Regions from separate parts of the Mus musculus genome. Here region 2 is linked to region 1. A link is a loop called in an ENCODE intact Hi-C map of the cell type or tissue named here. Cell type or tissue: heart. All regions are shown on one strand. Links, peaks and the distances in the headings refer to the core of each region. The heading gives the core; the rest is flanking DNA.

Region 1 (8,417 bases), core at 283-8,282:
CAAAAGAAAAAGACACATGAAGAAGATTCTAGAGAAAGCTAAGGGTAGGTAGGCTTAGAAAGTACAAGTGATCAATTCACTCATGAGTTTGAAAATAAATGGAAAAGGAAAGTTGAATATTAGGGACTCACCATGATTAACATTGCTAAATCTATCTGTGGATAAAGAACGCATGCCTATGAATGTGTATCAGTGATAGAGAAATGCATTGATCATCCACAGCCATGTAAGAAATAATGCAAACATACAATCACAAAAGCTGGTTTTCATTCACAGTTCTTGGGGGTTGGGGAACAGGGCCTTAGCTGGGTGATTCCTGCTCAGGGTCACTCACCAGTTGCAGTCAAAGTTTTGGCTAGAGCCATGGCCATCTGAAGATTGTACTGAGCTGGAGAAATCTATCCAAGCTCACTCATGGAAATCTTGGGTTCTGGGGTAGAGGGTGGGAGGTGGGAGGTGGGAGGTGGGAGCTGAGAAGTGGGAGCTGGAAAGTGGGAGGTAGGAGCTGGGAGGTAGGAGGTAGAAGCTGGGGGCTTGGAGCTTCAGGTCCTCACTATGGGAGCCTCTATAGAGTTATTCATGACAGAGCAGCTGGCTTCCTTCACAGAGAATGATCTGAAAGCAAGCCACCAATGATTAGCTGGGTGCATGCCTCTATCTGCTTAATTCTATTATTTAAAAATGAATCCATGCAGCCAGTCCAGGCTCACAGGGGATAGGAAGTAAGCCCTATCTATTGACGGGGGGAATATCAACACATTCATAGCCTGGACATGACTAGACATGCCAGTGTAACCTATCATCCTAACAACAGGGAGGCTGAGACAGGAGGGTGAGAGGCCAACCTGGGCTATGGAGTAAGACTGTCCAAAAAGCACTCAAGGGTATTTTTTATTTACAAGACAGGATTTCTTTGTGTAGCCCTGACTGTCCTAGAACTAGCCCTTGAACTCAGAGATCCATCTGCCTCTGCCTCCCCAGTGTGGGAATTAAAGGCATAAACCACCACCTCCTGGCTAGGGGCAAAACCATTTTAAAGCAATCTGTACAGCATATCATAGCTTAACTAAACACATATGCATTGTGAAGATAATTTATCATGAAACTTTCCTTTAAGAATCATGCCCAAATAGCTTCTTAACCTGACAGTCATTACGTTATAAAATCTAGTTAATGTATGGGCTAACACTGTTGGCTATAGCAAGTGCCATTATGAAAGGGTTTCCATGTTTCCTTCAAACACTAAAGCGAGTGTTTTTTTATGCCTTGAGATTGTTAGCCTCACTTGAACACCCTTTCCCTGTGCTTGGGTAATTTCTCATACTTGAGGACACCATCGTAAAACAAACACTAGAACTTTTGCTTCCTGGACTCCCTTGCAGCTACTTACTAGGGATAAGACTTTTGTTCTCACAGAAGATGTAGATATGGAAAACAGCGTCTTCCCCCAGGAGCAGCATCTTCCCCCAGAAGATTCCCAGTGAAGGTGGAAGACATATCTCATAATACTCTCAGTGCTTCATCACAATGCTCCGAGATTGTCAGCCTCAGATCTGCTTCGCTTCAGCATACAAACTTAAGCATTGCCAAACAATAGTGATTTTTATTATGTCCACAGATACTGAAAATCAAGAGTTTAAAAAAAAATGTATGGGGGCTGGAGAGACAGCTCAGAGGTAAAAAGTACTAGCTGCTCCTCTGGAGGTCCTGAGTTCAATTCCCAGCAACCACATGATAGTTCATAACCATCTATATCAAAATCTGGTGCCTCCTTCTTCTGGCATGCAGACAGAACACTTTACATAGTAAATAAATACATCTTTTTTTCTTTTTTTAATGTATAGTGAGGCCAGGTGGGTTTCTTTTCTATGGCCTCTGGGCACTTAGAGGATTTAGTGGCTTTGGGTGAGGGGATGTCACTTGAGGATCTGGGACTGGAATCTGAAGACTTAAACACAGTCATTAGCAGCACCTGATGGTTGAAGGCTGTTGGCTAAATAACTGCAGGTAGCTCCATGAGCTCCTCATATCACAGAACACTATATGGGGTGTGAATGACTGTTACGGTACTCCTTATCACAATATGATATGCTCCATCGATGACTGACTGACATCTCTTCCCAAGGAACCCAAGGATTACTTGCAACTCTGATTAAAAACTAACTTGTGTTCCAGACCCATCCCTGAACTGAGGCCAGAAAACGGAAATGCAATCGTCTAGAGCACCAGAAAGAATATTTCTGAGAAGAACCCTCCGGTGCAAAGCTGGGTTGGTGGAGAAGTTCTGCAGCCCCGGGCAACAGCAGCAGTGCAGGCAGGGGGCTTCCTTTAGTTGAGCAAGTCTGCAAGAGATCTCTATGGCCTCATTCAAAATGAGGATAGGAACGCCTACATTACAGTTATTAAGAAAATTAACCGAGCCCCTGAAGAGTGGTACTCACTCTAAGCCTTTAACCCTGACATTTAGGAGGCAGAGACAGACAGGTCTCTGTGAGTTTAAGGACAGCCTGGTCTATATAGAGAGTTCCAGGACAGCCAGAGCTACATAGTGAGACCCTATCTCAAAAAAAAAAAAAAAAAAAAATCAAGCTAGACAAAACTGTGTGTAGGGAGCTTAGAGCAATGCTTGGGTTATAGAGTGCACATGTTCTCATGTTCTCATTTGCATTTAACACCCATTGCGTGCAGCTTCAGGCCTCTCTCTGATCACCTGGTGAGGTAATCACCCCATGTTACTGACCCCATGTTACATTCCACAGGCTGCCTCCAGACTCTAGCACAGTGTCCGCACAGAGAACAAGGCCTGAGGACCTAGGCTCTCTGGTGTACTTCTCTGAGTGCTTACCCTGGATGCCCTAAAGGTACTATTGAGGAACATGGTCAGGCAAAGGTCAGTGGAGTTCCCGCCATTGGGAGATAGACAGGAGCTGTCTGGATGCTAGAGTAGAGTTCCTTCGTAAGGAGTCCGGTCAGACTTAACCAGGACTCAAGAGAACCAAAAGCTGGGTGTTCCCTGGGGGTCACAGAGCTGTGAGAGATGGTAGAGCAGTTGGATCATTACAGTGAAACTGAGAAAATGTTTGAGGGAGCCACTGGGAGGTCTGAAACAGTGGGGCACTTTGTGAAACAGTGCATCCTAGGTTTACAGTCAAAGACTGAAGCCACCAGACCTGTATAAACCAAACATGGGGGTGGGTTAGGGGAGAGGGACAAGGTGGGACAGCCAGAGCAAGGCTCAGCCACCAGCTCCCTGCCTGCAGCTGCAGAAACACCTAGCCTGAACCCTGGGGTAGAGCCAAGGTTTTGAGGAACAGCCGAAGTAATGCAAATAAACCGCTGTACCCTAAATTGCTTTTTGTTGTGGGTGTTTTGTCCCAACAACAAAAGGGGAGCTAAAACAGGAGACAAGTTAAAACAAGAGTTTGCCCTCTAGGGGAGCTGTAGGGGTGGCAGGAATCCAGGAGGTCTTGACCCTGCATTTGAAGCAGAGCAAAGGGGACAGTGTCTACACAACCAGGGAGGGGGTGGGGGATTGGGCCACACTGCCCTGACCACACAGCTTTCTCCGGAACCTCCTCTTTCTCCGGAACCTCCTTCCGGCATGTGGTAACACTGGCGAGGAAGGAAAGCCGCGCGCGCACAGGTGCCGGGCCCCGGGAACCTATTCGATTTAGAAGAAACACACTGATGGTTGCCCTGCGGACCCGTGCCTACACCGCCCGAGGGACCCCTCCCACCTCCGCTCCGGAGCCCAGAAGTTAGCTGTGGAGTTTGTTTGTCGCGCCCGCGCACCTACAGTGAGCAAGGAGAGCCGGCGCCCGCCGGCCCAGAGCTCTGTCCCGCTCTCTGCTCCTGCAGTTCCTTCGCTGCCGCCGAGATCTCGGGGCGACAGTGAGCGGCGGCGGCGGCGGCGGCGCGAAACCCCGGCGGCAGTCTCCGAGTCTCTGTAGCCGGGTCGGGAAAGCGCCGCGCAGCCTGCGCAGAAGCATCCTCGAGTAACTGGGGAAAATGAGGACGGTATTGTGAGCTTTGTAGGAACAGCAAAGAGAAGAGAGCACGCCTGCACCAGGATGGCCGAGTGGTTAAGGCGTTGGACTTAAGATCCAATGGACATATGTCTGCGTGGGTTCGAACCCCACTCCTGGTAAAGTTGCTGTTTTGTTCCTTGCCGCGGTCTGTCAGTTGTTTTTAGGTCCAGAGCTTTTGGAAATTTAGAAGTCTTATTTCAGTTGAAAGAAATGTTCTTTAATCCTTAATAGGGCGCTGCTACAAGGCAGCCCAATTTCCCGCAGTGAAGCGACCGTGTCTCCAGGAACCGACCTGAGCCAGGCGGGAAGAGGCTCCCCGGAGAGGTCTGGTATTGGCTAACTTTTTGCAAAAGTACTTTTGCACAGAAGAAAAAAGAAAAAAAAAAAAAAAAAAAAAACAAGTCCGCTTTTGCCTTTCCTCTGTCCGCTCCCCACCCCCTTCTTTTTTCTTCCTTTCCCTTTGTTTTCTTTCTTTCCTTTCTTTTCATTTCCCCCCCCCTCAAAGTTTAACGTGTTCACATGCAGTCTTTCAAAAATGTACCATTTGACCATGAAGACCCAGAATTTGAAATATTTTCGATTTTTATCTTCTCCTATTTTCTTTGGGTTTTTTTGTTTTGGTTTGGTTTGGTTTGGTTTGGTTTTTGGTTTCTCGAGACAGGGTTTCTCCGTGTAGCCCTGGCTGTCCTGGAACTCACTTTGTAGGCCAGGCTGGCCTCGAACTCTCAGAAATCCTCCTGCCTCTACCTCCCAAGTGCTGGGATTAAAGGCGTGTGCCACCCTATTCTCTCCAAAAGTGTTTTTTATCAAAGCAGTCCAAGATCTTAAACACATTTTGTAGGCGTGGCTCAAGGAACTCCCCAGCCTTTTGAATAAGTTGAGACACTGATTAAATAAACCCCTCTCTACAATCATAAAACCTCGGAAACGTTGGTTATTACCATTGATCATTTATTTTCACGTGTTCCTCAGGTCCATTCAGTTATCTGGAGTCGTAGAAAAATATTTTTCGAAAAACTCGGAACTCTGTGGGAAATGATATCAGCATATTTAAATTGTGACACCTACTGGTAAACTTGAGGTAAGTTTGTTTGAATAAACCTTATCTTTTTTTTTTGTTTTTTAATAACTGTCTTAAGTTACAGACAGGAAGTTGACTTTTCCTCCAAATCTTTTAATCTTTATTTATTTATTTAAAAAAGATCTTCCATTAAGCAGAATAACTCATCACTGAAATAATTTTCATGAGCATTGTTTTAACTGTATGATGAAACCCTTCTTTGGCGTCAATAATCTTTGTTTCAGTTACGCATTTTCCTTTCAAATGCTGAAGACAGCTATGAAGTTAGGGGGATATGTATATGTATGTGTGTATGTGTGTATGCATGTATGCGTGTGTGTTTGTTTGCATGAGCCATCAATGTTAAACAGACATCGTGGTCAGTTGGAAGACTCCTACACCAGAAGCGTTCTCAGTCCTCAGCGGTCAGTTGGGGCTTGGGGGTTTTGATTAGCTTTTTGGTCTTTCACTTTTATTCATTTATTTTAGTGTGTATGCGCGGTTGTCTGTAAGTACACCACATGGGTGCCTGCTGTGCGGTCAGGAGGAAGCTACAGGTGCCCTGGAACTGGGGTTGGTTTACAATCTGCCACGTGGGCTCCAGGAACCAAACCCAGGTCCTCTGTAAGAACAGCAAGTGCTCTTAGCTGCTGAGCCACCTCCTCAGCTCCATCCAGGCTGCTGTTTATCTTTAGGTAGAGTTTTAATTAGTCGATAAACACCTCAAATGCATGCAATGTACTTCAGGCGTGTGCTAATGATTCAAAGGAAGTAAAATTTAATGCCTCGGGTTCTTAAAAGTTTATTAGTATATTCATAGCACAAAATGATGTATTTCATAGTGACATTTTCAAACCTGTGTATCCCGTGGTTTGCTTGTATGCAGCCTGTTGCTCTGTGATGCTCGACCCACCCTTGTGCTCAAATCCTTTACTCTTCCCATGTACTGCCATCTACGTTCAAGTTTTATAGATATCCATTTCCAAAGCAGATTCCACAGGAGAGAGAATCTGTGGTATATGTCTTTGTGAACTGTCTTGTTTCCGTTAACATGATCTCCAGTTTCATCTTTCTTCTGAAAATGGCCTAAGTTTGTTCTGAGATATGGCAGAACAAAAACCCGATTGTGCAGGTACACTGAGTTTTCTCTATTCACTCAGCCACTGTTCAGTGCCTGGGCTGACCTCTTTCCTTGGCAGCGGGGGTGCAGCTTTAAACATGCCTGCATATGTGTCTGTGCACACAGATCTTTGCGGTTGCTGTCTTAGGTTTCTTTGGTAAACACCCAGGAGTAGTATACTATATGGTAGGTCTATTTTTAGGGGTGTGTGTGTGTGTGTGTGTGTGTGTGTGTGTGTGTGTGTTTTGAGACAGGGTCTCTCTCTATGTCCTGGATAGACTGGAATTCACTATATAGACCATTCTGGCCTTGAACTCACAGAGATCTGCCTGCATCTGCCTCCCAAGTGTTAACATTAAAGACATGGGGTCACTACTATGCACAGCTTTTGGAAGGAGGAGATTTATTTTAATTGATTTTGTTTTGTTTTGTTGGTTTGAGGTTTTGTTTTATTCTGTTTTGTTTGTTTGTTTGGTTTGGTTTGGTTTGGTATGGTTTTTTTGCGTGTGTGATTTCTTAATGGTAGCCTTTCTGACTAAGATGAAATGGAATCTCGAGATAGTTTAATAGTAAGGATGACACCAAAGGAGGTAGAGAACATGCATCTATTCATATCTGTACAATTAGGCACAGGACTATTTTAGGGGTGTGCGTGTGAACCAATCTGGCTTAAGCTTAATTTCCATGAACAGTGCTTCTAGACCTAGAACAGAGTGATGGCTGTTTCACCATTTGAACGAATGATACAAATGAATGCCTTTAATTAAGTGCATAAGCTTCTAATTAAACACTTGGGAGGCAAAGGCAGGTGAATCTCTGACAGTGTGAGACCAACCTGGTCTACATAACACATTTTAGGCAAGCAAGGGCTAGTTAATGAGGCCCCAGTGAAAGGAAGGAGGGGAGGAAGGAAGGGAGGGAGGGAGGAAGGAAGGAAGGAAGGAAGGACATAGTTAAAACTGAATCCTAGGCGATAGGGGTCAGTATTGCACACAGACTAAAGTCCACATAGAGACATAGGAAGTGGCCTGCCAGTGTGAGCAGACTGCCCGGGGCAGTAATGGTCTGGGACACAGGAAGTGAGTCAGGCCAGGGCAGCACTGGCTGCTCTGTCAGCCCTCTCAGCCCAGGGCCCGCCCTGGGTGCTCACCAGTGTGAACTGGGACCTAAGCCTAACAGTGAGCGCCTCTAGAATGTTACGTGCACTCTCTGAACACTGAATAAATGAATGGCCCCCAAATCCCCTGGACATAGTTCACCCCTGATTCTGTTCATTGTATCCTCATCTGGAGGATGTGGTAGAAATGTGCCACAAATAAATTTTAATCAGGTTTGGTAGACACACAGACACACAAATGACTGCTGTATTAAGAAACACAGCGAGGGGCTGGAGAGATGCTCAGTGGTCAAGAGCACCAGCTGTTCTTTCAGAGGACCTAGGTTCAATTCCCAGCTGCTCACAATTGTCTACAACTCTAGTTCCAAGGGATCTGGCGCCTTCATACATATTCACATGTATGCAAAATACCAATGCACATAAAAATTAAAAAAAAAAAATGATAGCCTGGGCCTAGTGGAAATCTGTAATCCCAGCACTCAGGAGCCTGAGTTACATAGTAGATTCCAGGCCAGCCAGGCTACAGTAATGCCTGTCTCAAACAAGGAAAGTAAAACAGCAATAGCTACAGCTACAGCTACAGCAACATCAGCTACAGAAAGAGTTGATATTTGCTTCTTGGGGCTTGAGAGATTGCTCAGTGGTTAAGAGCTAGTTCTTCTAGAAGACACAGGTTCAATTCCCAGCACTCACTTAGTGGCTCACAACTGACACTCAAGTGCATGTACCTGAATGTAGATTCTCTCTCTCTCTCTCTCTCTCTCTCTCTCTCTCTCTCTCTCTCTCTCTCTCGTGCGCTACAGCTACAGCTACAGCTATAGTTATAGCTACTACAACAGCTATAGCTACAGCAACATCAGCTACAGAAAGAGTTGATATTTGCCTCAGGGGCTGGAGAGATGGCTCAGCAGTTAAGAGCACTGACTGCTCTTCCGAAGGTCCTGAATGAGATCTGATACCTTCTTCTGATGTCTCTAAAGACAGCTACAGTGAACTTAAGATATAATAATAAATAAATCTTTAGGCCAGAGCCTGCGGAGCCAACCGGAGCAAGCAGAGGTCCTGAACTCAAATTCCCAGCAATCACATGAT
Region 2 (8,417 bases), core at 365-8,364, 74 kb before region 1:
ATTCACCCAAGAGGAGTAGACGGCAGGAAATAATCAAACTCAGGGGTGAAATCAACCAAGTGGAAACAAGAAGAACTATTCAAAGAATTAACCAAACGAGGAGTTGGTTCTTTGAGAAAATCAACAAGATAGATAAACCCTTAGCTAGACTCACTAAAGGGCACAGGGACAAAATCCTAATTAACAAAATCAGAAATGAAAAGGGAGACATAACAACAGATCCTGAAGAAATCCAAAACACCATCAGATCCTTCTACAAAAGGCTATACTCAACAAAACTGGAAAACCTGGACGAAATGGACAAATTTCTGGACAGATACCAGGTACCAAAGTTGAATCAGGATCAAGTTGACCTTCTAAACAGTCCCATATCCCCTAAAGAAATAGAAGCAGTTATTAATAGTCTCCCAGCCAAAAAAAGCCCAGGACCAGACGGGTTTAGTGCAGAGTTCTATCAGACCTTCAAAGAAGATCTAACTCCAGTTCTGCACAAACTTTTTCACAAGATAGAAGTAGAAGGTATTCTACCCAACTCATTTTATGAAGCCACTATTACTCTGATACCTAAACCACAGAAAGATCCAACAAAGATAGAGAACTTCAGACCAATTTCTCTTATGAACATCGATGCAAAAATTCTTAATAAAATTCTCGCTAACCGAATCCAAGAACACATTAAAGCAATCATCCATCCTGACCAAGTAGGTTTTATTCCAGGGATGCAGGGATGGTTTAATATACGAAAATCCATCAATGTAATCCATTATATAAACAAACTCAAAGACAAAAACCACATGATCATCTCGTTAGATGCAGAAAAAGCATTTGACAAGATCCAACACCCATTCATGATAAAAGTTCTGGAAAGATCAGGAATTCAAGGCCAATACCTAAACATGATAAAAGCAATCTACAGCAAACCAGTAGCCAACATCAAAGTAAATGGAGAGAAGCTGGAAGCAATCCCACTAAAATCAGGGACTAGACAAGGCTGCCCACTTTCTCCCTACCTTTTCAACATAGTACTTGAAGTATTAGCCAGAGCAATTCGACAACAAAAGGAGATCAAGGGGATACAAATTGGAAAAGAGGAAGTCAAAATATCACTTTTTGCAGATGATATGATAGTATATATAAGTGACCCTAAAAATTCCAACAGAGAACTCCTAAACCTGATAAACAGCTTCGGTGAAGTAGCTGGATATAAAATTAACTCAAACAAGTCAATGGCCTTTCTCTACACAAAGAATAAACAGGCTGAGAAAGAAATTAGGGAAACAACACCCTTCTCAATAGCCACAAATAATATAAAATATCTCGGCGTGACTCTAACGAAGGAAGTGAAAGATCTATATGATAAAAACTTCAAGTCCCTGAAGAAAGAAATTAAAGAAGATCTCAGAAGATGGAAAGATCTCCCATGCTCATGGATTGGCAGGACCAACATTGTAAAAATGGCTATCTTGCCAAAAGCAATCTACAGATTCAATGCAATCCCCATTAAAATTCCAACTCAATTCTTCAACGAATTAGAAGGAGCAATTTGCAAATTCATCTGGAATAACAAAAAACCGAGGATAGCAAAAACTCTTCTCAAGGATAAAAGAACCTCTGGTGGAATCACCATGCCTGACCTAAAGCTTTACTACAGAGCAATTGTGATAAAAACTGCATGGTACTGGTATAGAGACAGACAAGTGGACCAATGGAATAGAATTGAAGACCCAGAAATGAACCCACACACCTATGGTCACTTGATCTTCGACAAGGGAGCCAAAACCATCCAGTGGAAGAAAGACAGCATTTTCAACAATTGGTGCTGGCACAACTGGTTGTTATCATGTAGAAGAATGCGAATCGATCCATACTTATCTCCTTGTACTAAGGTCAAATCTAAGTGGATCAAGGAACTTCACATAAAACCAGAGACACTGAAACTTATAGAGGAGAAAGTGGGGAAAAGCCTTGAAGATATGGGCACAGGGGAAAAATTCCTGAACAGAACAGCAATGGCTTGTGCTGTAAGATCGAGAATTGACAAATGGGACCTAATGAAACTCCAAAGTTTCTGCAAGGCAAAAGACACTGTCTATAAGACAAAAAGACCACCAACAGACTGGGAAAGGATCTTTACCTATCCTAAATCAGATAGGGGACTAATATCCAACATATATAAAGAACTCAAGAAGGTGGACCTCAGAAAATCAAATAACCCCCTTAAAAAATGGGGCTCAGAACTGAACAAAGAATTCTCACCTGAGGAATACCGAATGGCAGAGAAGCACCTGAAAAAATGTTCAACATCCTTAATCATCAGGGAAATGCAAATCAAAACAACCCTGAGATTCCACCTCACACCAGTGAGAATGGCTAAGATCAAAAATTCAGGTGACAGCAGATGCTGGCGAGGATGTGGAGAAAGAGGAACACTCCTCCATTGTTGGTGGGATTGCAGGCTTGTACAACCACTCTGGAAATCAGTCTGGCGGTTCCTCAGAAAATTGGACATAGTACTACCGGAGGATCCAGCAATACCTCTCCTGGGCATATATCCAGAAGAAGCCCCAACTGGTAAGAAAGACACATGCTCCACTATGTTCATAGCAGCCTTATTTATAATAGCCAGAAACTGGAAAGAACCCAGATGCCCCTCAACAGAGGAATGGATACAGAAAATGTGGTACATCTACACAATGGAGTACTACTCAGCTATTAAAAAGAATGAATTTATGAAATTCCTAGCCAAATGGATGGACCTGGAGAGCATCATCCTGAGTGAGGTAACACAATCACAAAGGAACTCACACAATATGTACTCACTGATAAGTGGATACTAGCCCAAAACCTAGGATACCCACGATATAAGATACAATTTCCTAAACACATGAAACTCAAGAAAAATGAAGACTGAAGTGTGGACACTATGCCCCTCCTTAGAAGTGGGAACAAAACACCCATGGAAGGAGTTACAGAAACAAAGTATGGAGCTGAGATGAAAGGATGGACCATGTAGAGACTGCCATATCCAGGGATCCACCCCATAATCAGCTTCCAAATGCTGACACCATTGCATACACTAGCAAGATTTTACTGAAAGGACCCAGATGTAGCTGTCTCTTGTGAGACTATGCCGGGGCCTAGCAAACACAGAAGTGGATGCTCACAGTCAGCTAATGGATGGATCACAGGGCTCCCAATGGAGGAGCTAGAGAAAGTACCCAAGGAGCTAAAGGGATCTTCAACCCTATAGGTGGAACAACATTATGAACTAACCAGTACCCCTGAGCTCTTGACTCTAGCTGCATTTGTATCAAAAGATGGCCTAGTCGGCCATCACTGGAAAGAGAGGCCCATTGGACACGCAGACTTTGTGTGCCCCGGTACAGGGGAACGCCAGGGCCAAAGGGGGGGAGTGGGTGGGTAGGGGAGTGGGGGTGGGTGGGTAAGGGGGACTTTTGGTATAGCATTGGAAATGTAAATGAGCTAAATACCTAATAAAAAAAAAAAAGTTCCATAAAAAAAAAAAATAAATAAAATCATCTTATTAGGCCAAAAAAAAAAAAAAAAAAAAAAAAAAGCAAAAAAAAAAAAAAAATAAAAAGACTTTCACTTTGTACAGGTGTTGCAATAATGCTTGACACTAGGGGGCGCCAAAACAACACAAAGTGGGCGCACAGACTGGTGATCCAACCAGTTACCCAACCAGAAGAGGCCAGAAAAGTGCTAGTGACTGGGGTGCTACAGGTCAGACTTTGGTTAGCTGAGTGTTTAAAGGCAACGAGCTGAGACTCATAGCTAACGAAGAAGGAATGATTTCCGTATCATCGTACAACTATTACACCGGAGTTTTGAAGTTTTATATTTAGTTAGACAGCGCGGTATTATGGGATTTCAGTGACAATGGGGTTATGGAGTCTCTTTCTTCATGAGTTTTGGTTTCGGTGTGTGAGAGTGTGTGTGTGTGTGTGTGTGTGTGTGTGTGTGTGTGTCTGCATGGCTTGGTGGTGGAATGAGATTCGACCACGAGTACTTTAAGCAGAGGGATAAACAGGAGCCACATGAAGGGGGGCGGGGCGCATTGAGGGGAGCGGATTAGGAGAAACGTTCTGGAAGGTGCCACTTTACACATCTTACAGGTAAAAGCAGGCCAACAATGACAGGAATTCTGGAAGAGCATTCCAGACACGCTCTGGAGTCAGAGGACTCTCAAAGAGGCTCTGAAAAAGCTGGAGCAGGTTGACCGCTTGCCCCTGGAGGAGGTCAGAGCCAGCAACAGAGGCCATTTCAGGCTAAAGGATGTAAAGGTGCAATCAGCCCCTTTTCTCCTAAACCTGGCTTTTCCTTGAGCGCCCACTACCAGCACACACACGTTTAACACACGTGTACCCATTTGTCTCCCTGATTAGAATACAAGGTCCAGGAAGACAGGGAATTTTGTGCTTGCTTCAGAACTTCCTGGTCTTAGCCCTTACAATTTTTCTAAGCACTAAACATTCTTTATAATTTGTTTACTGGAGCTTTAGGTCAGAAAGGAATTTGGAGGTGGAATGGACTGCCCTACGTGGCCATGGCTCAACCACACTGGACGCTTCCCTGCCCAGTCTTGGACATTCTTCTTTAGCTTACAGAAGTCTCTAGCAAAGCAATTTCAAGTCTCTCCACTTCTGGATCAACATCTGCCTCAGGGGTGGGAAGGGGTAGGGTGGACAGCCTCAACCAAGAGCCACAAGTTAACTGCTTAGTAAGTTGAGAAAGTGATTCATTGTTAGGTATGTAAAAATATCTCAGGCAGAACCCCACCTTTGGGGTCTTCTAGCATTGTAATTCCTTTGTTTTTTGTTTTGTTCTTTTTATTTAAAAAAAAAATTGTTTTGAGACAAGGTCTCATGTAGCCCAGGCTATGTAAATGTACCAGCTTGCCCTGTTTACGGTGTGCTGAGGATCAACCGCAGGGGATTGTACAGTGCTGGGCAAGCGCTCTACTGCACGGGCTACATCCTCGCTCTGTCCAGTCCTTTCTTCTCTGCTTTTGTGTGGCTTCCTTAGCCAAGGCGATCCTTGCGTTTTGCTTTGATCGTTTTGCTGGGAATGTTCAGAAGGGCGGGAGCCTGCGCTTTTGCCTCGGCTTTACCCACACTCTGCCTTGAGAACAAGGTGAGCATTGGCCATGTTCCGGATGTCTCACCCACCGCTGCAGTACCCGACCCCAACTAACTGCACCCTTTCTAAAAAACTGCCACACCCTGCTCTCTCGTCCACCAGCTGTCGCTTCAAACACGTTCAGCCCGTTTTAAAACACGAGTCCCAAACCCAAAGTGCCCAAAGCCCTTTTACAAGCCTGGCTCCTCTCTCCGAAGGATGCTTCGTTGATTCACATAGCTGAGCAGGTACTGTACCCTGGGAAGTTCAGTGAGATAGGCTGTTGATCTTGTGAGCTCAGAAAGACAGACAGAGAAAAGACATCCTTTATTAGTGGCAAAGAACCTCATGGTCAGAGACTGTACTTGGTAACCAGGACCTGCTCCAGGGCGTCGTCTATGTCCTAAAATGGGCCCTGTGACTCCATGCAGGGTTGGTGCACATACCCTGTCCTGAGTGTTCCACATATAAGGGAAGACGCATGAGCAGATACGAAGACGGTGGATGAAATCACACTGCCAGCTCCACGCATTCACGCCAGGTTTGGGGATACTCCGTTCATGTTTGAAACAGTTAAACATAAAGCAGGTTCTAACAAATGTCGTGGGTTTCAACTCTCAGAGGAGGCTAATGGACTTAGAATTTCAGGCTTAGGACAATGCTGTGAACAAGGATGTGTGGGACATTCTAATATTTAAGAGAAATGAACTCAATAAATTCCTAAGTTAAATTTGGACTCGTAAGAGCCTTGGATGAGATGTTCTGGAAGGCCTTGCTTGTTAGAATTCTGTGCTTGCTTGGTCAACCATTTATAACGCTAAAAATAAATTAAATATATTAAACCCTTTAATGCAGTTTAACATATTTAAGGGTGGTTGCCGAAGATAAAAATCAATGTAAGAAATTAATAGTGCTTCTATATTTCAGGAATGAGAATATGAAACAGGCCACACATAAATGCTGAATCTGTGAGAAAGGCTCACTAAGAGACAGAAAACGCAATTTTTATGAGCAATGAAAGAACAATTGTGTACCAATGAATAAATAAATAAATAAATTCAAAGATGAGATTGAACTTGTCATTCAGTCCACACTCAAAAGTCAAGTCCAGGCTGAGATGAGACTGACCACAGGACCACAGTATACATCATAATGATGAGATCGTTCATTCAGGAGAATGTCTCACACACACACACACACACACACACACACACGGCTGAAGGATTTCTGTAAAAGGAGAAGGATGGCTGTCTGTCTCAGCGTTTCCATTGCTGTGAAGAGACACCATGCCCGTGGCAACACTTAACTGGGGCAAGTTTACAGATTCGGAGGTTCTGTCCATTATCATCATGGCCAAAGCACGGCAGTTGGAGATGGAGCTGAGAGTTCTACATCGTGTTCCAAAGGGATCCAAGAGAAGACTGACTTCCAGGCAGCTAGTCCCGGGGCCAAGCATATTCAAAGCACCACAGTAACTTTAATTGTTAAATTTAATGTTGTGTAAGCAGAAACCTGTGGTTTATCAACAGATTACACATTGTGTGAATTTTCACATCGCAGAACCAAGGGATGGAGTCCAGTGCGGCATTTTCATTCATTGCCCTTTTTTGTTTTGCTTTCTTTTTTCCAGACAGGGTTTCTCTGTGTAGTCCTGGCTGTCCTGGAACTCACTTTGTAGACTAGGCTGTCCTCGAACTCAGAAATCCACCTGTCTCTGCCTCCCAAGTGCTGAGATTAAAGGCATGGTGGCCACCACGCCCCGCTTCCTTTCTCAGCCCCTCTCCTACTGCTTCCTCTCATCTGGCCGCACCAAACCTGCTGTTCGCCTTCCTCCTCTAAAAGCCCTCGTTTGTGCTTTCATATCACATGGGTTCCATTGCCCACCCCCATCATCTTTCCCCATTGGCCTCCCATAAGACCTCTTTCTTTTCTTTTCTCTATGAGACCTTTCTAAACTTATGGCTCCACGCACGCACGCACGCACGCACGCACGCACGCACGCACGCACACATGCACACTTCACCAACTTGTTGCGTTTGTCAGCTCCACTAGCCCACACTCACCATAGTGATCTCTCCTTTCAGCCACTTTTCTGTAAATGCTGTAGTTTCGCTTTCCTTTCCAGGAAAATGAAGTTTCATCGTGCATTTCTGCCACGTTTTCTCTACCGTCTCATCTGCTGATGGGTATCTGGGCTGCTTCCACTTCTTAGCGGCTGTGAACAGTATAGCAATAAAGATAAGCGTGCAAATGTCTCCACAGTGAGGTATAGAGACGTTAGGGTGTGTGCCTGGGAGGTGGGTCTCTGTTTAGTTGGTTGGGAACCTTCGCATTGACTCTCAGCGCCTGTACCGCCAGAGGTGTCTAAGGACTGCCTTCTCTCCACACCCTCACCAGCATTCGCAGTGGCTTGTTTCCGTAATGAGCATTTTGACTCGTGCGAGCCTTCTCACAACAGCTATCCCACAAGAGCTTTAATTTGCATTTCCCTGATGGCCAAGGATGTGATTATTAGCTGTTTGTGTTTCTTTCTTTGAGAACTATTATTTTCTTCATTAGCCCATTTAGTGATTAGATGGTTTGATTTTATTTTTTGTTTTGGTTTGGCGTTTAATTTTTCTGCAGTTCCTTATATAGACAGTAATCTCTTGTTGGATGCATAGCTGGCAGAATTTTCTCTATTCTACGCTGAACTTTCACTCTGATAAGCTTTTCCTTCACCATGCATAAACTTTTAATATTGTGTAACGCCATTTGTCAATTCTTGGGATTATTTCCCCTATTATTGAAATCTCTTTTAGAAAATCCTTATCTAATCCTTTGTCTTGACATATTATTCCTGTTTTTTGCCTTTAACTAATTTTTGTGCAGCATTGGATACATCAGTCTAGTTTTATTCTTTTACATAGTTTTTGAACTGCTGTTGAGCAGGCTGTCTTTGTCCTATGTATGTGCATTTGTATGCAAATATATTACGATGTATTTGTTTTGTATATATTTGTTGTGTGGTTTTTATATATTGACAAAAAATAGGTAATTGTAGCTGTATCCGCTTATTTCTGGGTCCTCCTTTCTATTCTGATGGTCCATATGTCAGGGCCATGCTGTTCTTTGTTACTATCGCTCCGTAATATAATTTTAGAGCAAGTCTAGTGATATTTCCAGCATTTTCCAGAGTAGATTAGCGATTACTCCCCAGTAATTGTCAAAGCCAAATAAATTAACCATAGTCTGACTCTCATTCATCTGTAAGCTAGATGGGGGTAAGTTTAAATTGG

What was found. Peaks named below come from ENCODE experiments on the same cell type or tissue, not always from the same donor. Only the 100,000 strongest peaks of a DNase experiment are listed, where the experiment ranks them.
Region 2: a loop joins it to region 1, with 5 times the contacts of the local background. A loop is called at or near these places in 28 of 42 quality-filtered maps.

What each region holds. Positions count from the first base shown.
Region 1 is chr10:12,918,301-12,926,717 of GRCm38, reverse strand. It overlaps B230208H11Rik (RIKEN cDNA B230208H11 gene), which reads left to right and starts at 3,591. Exons shown (of 3, transcript NR_038028.1): 1 at 3,591-4,144; 2 at 5,001-5,109. It overlaps n-TLtaa3 (a tRNA gene), which reads left to right and starts at 4,065; the gene lies at 4,065-4,147. In heart, for the core only: CTCF peaks have their summits at 3,436, 3,946, 5,074 (motif pointing left) and 7,194; DNase peaks (open chromatin) are centred at 3,687, 4,047 and 7,277; H3K4me3 peaks cover 1,962 bases; H3K27ac peaks cover 2,371 bases.
Region 2 is chr10:12,992,541-13,000,957 of GRCm38, reverse strand. No RefSeq gene overlaps it. Among named protein-coding and RNA genes, the nearest start is that of Sf3b5, 12 kb to the left of the region's middle. In heart, for the core only: a CTCF peak has its summit at 3,646 (motif pointing right); a DNase peak (open chromatin) is centred at 3,677; H3K27ac peaks cover 269 bases.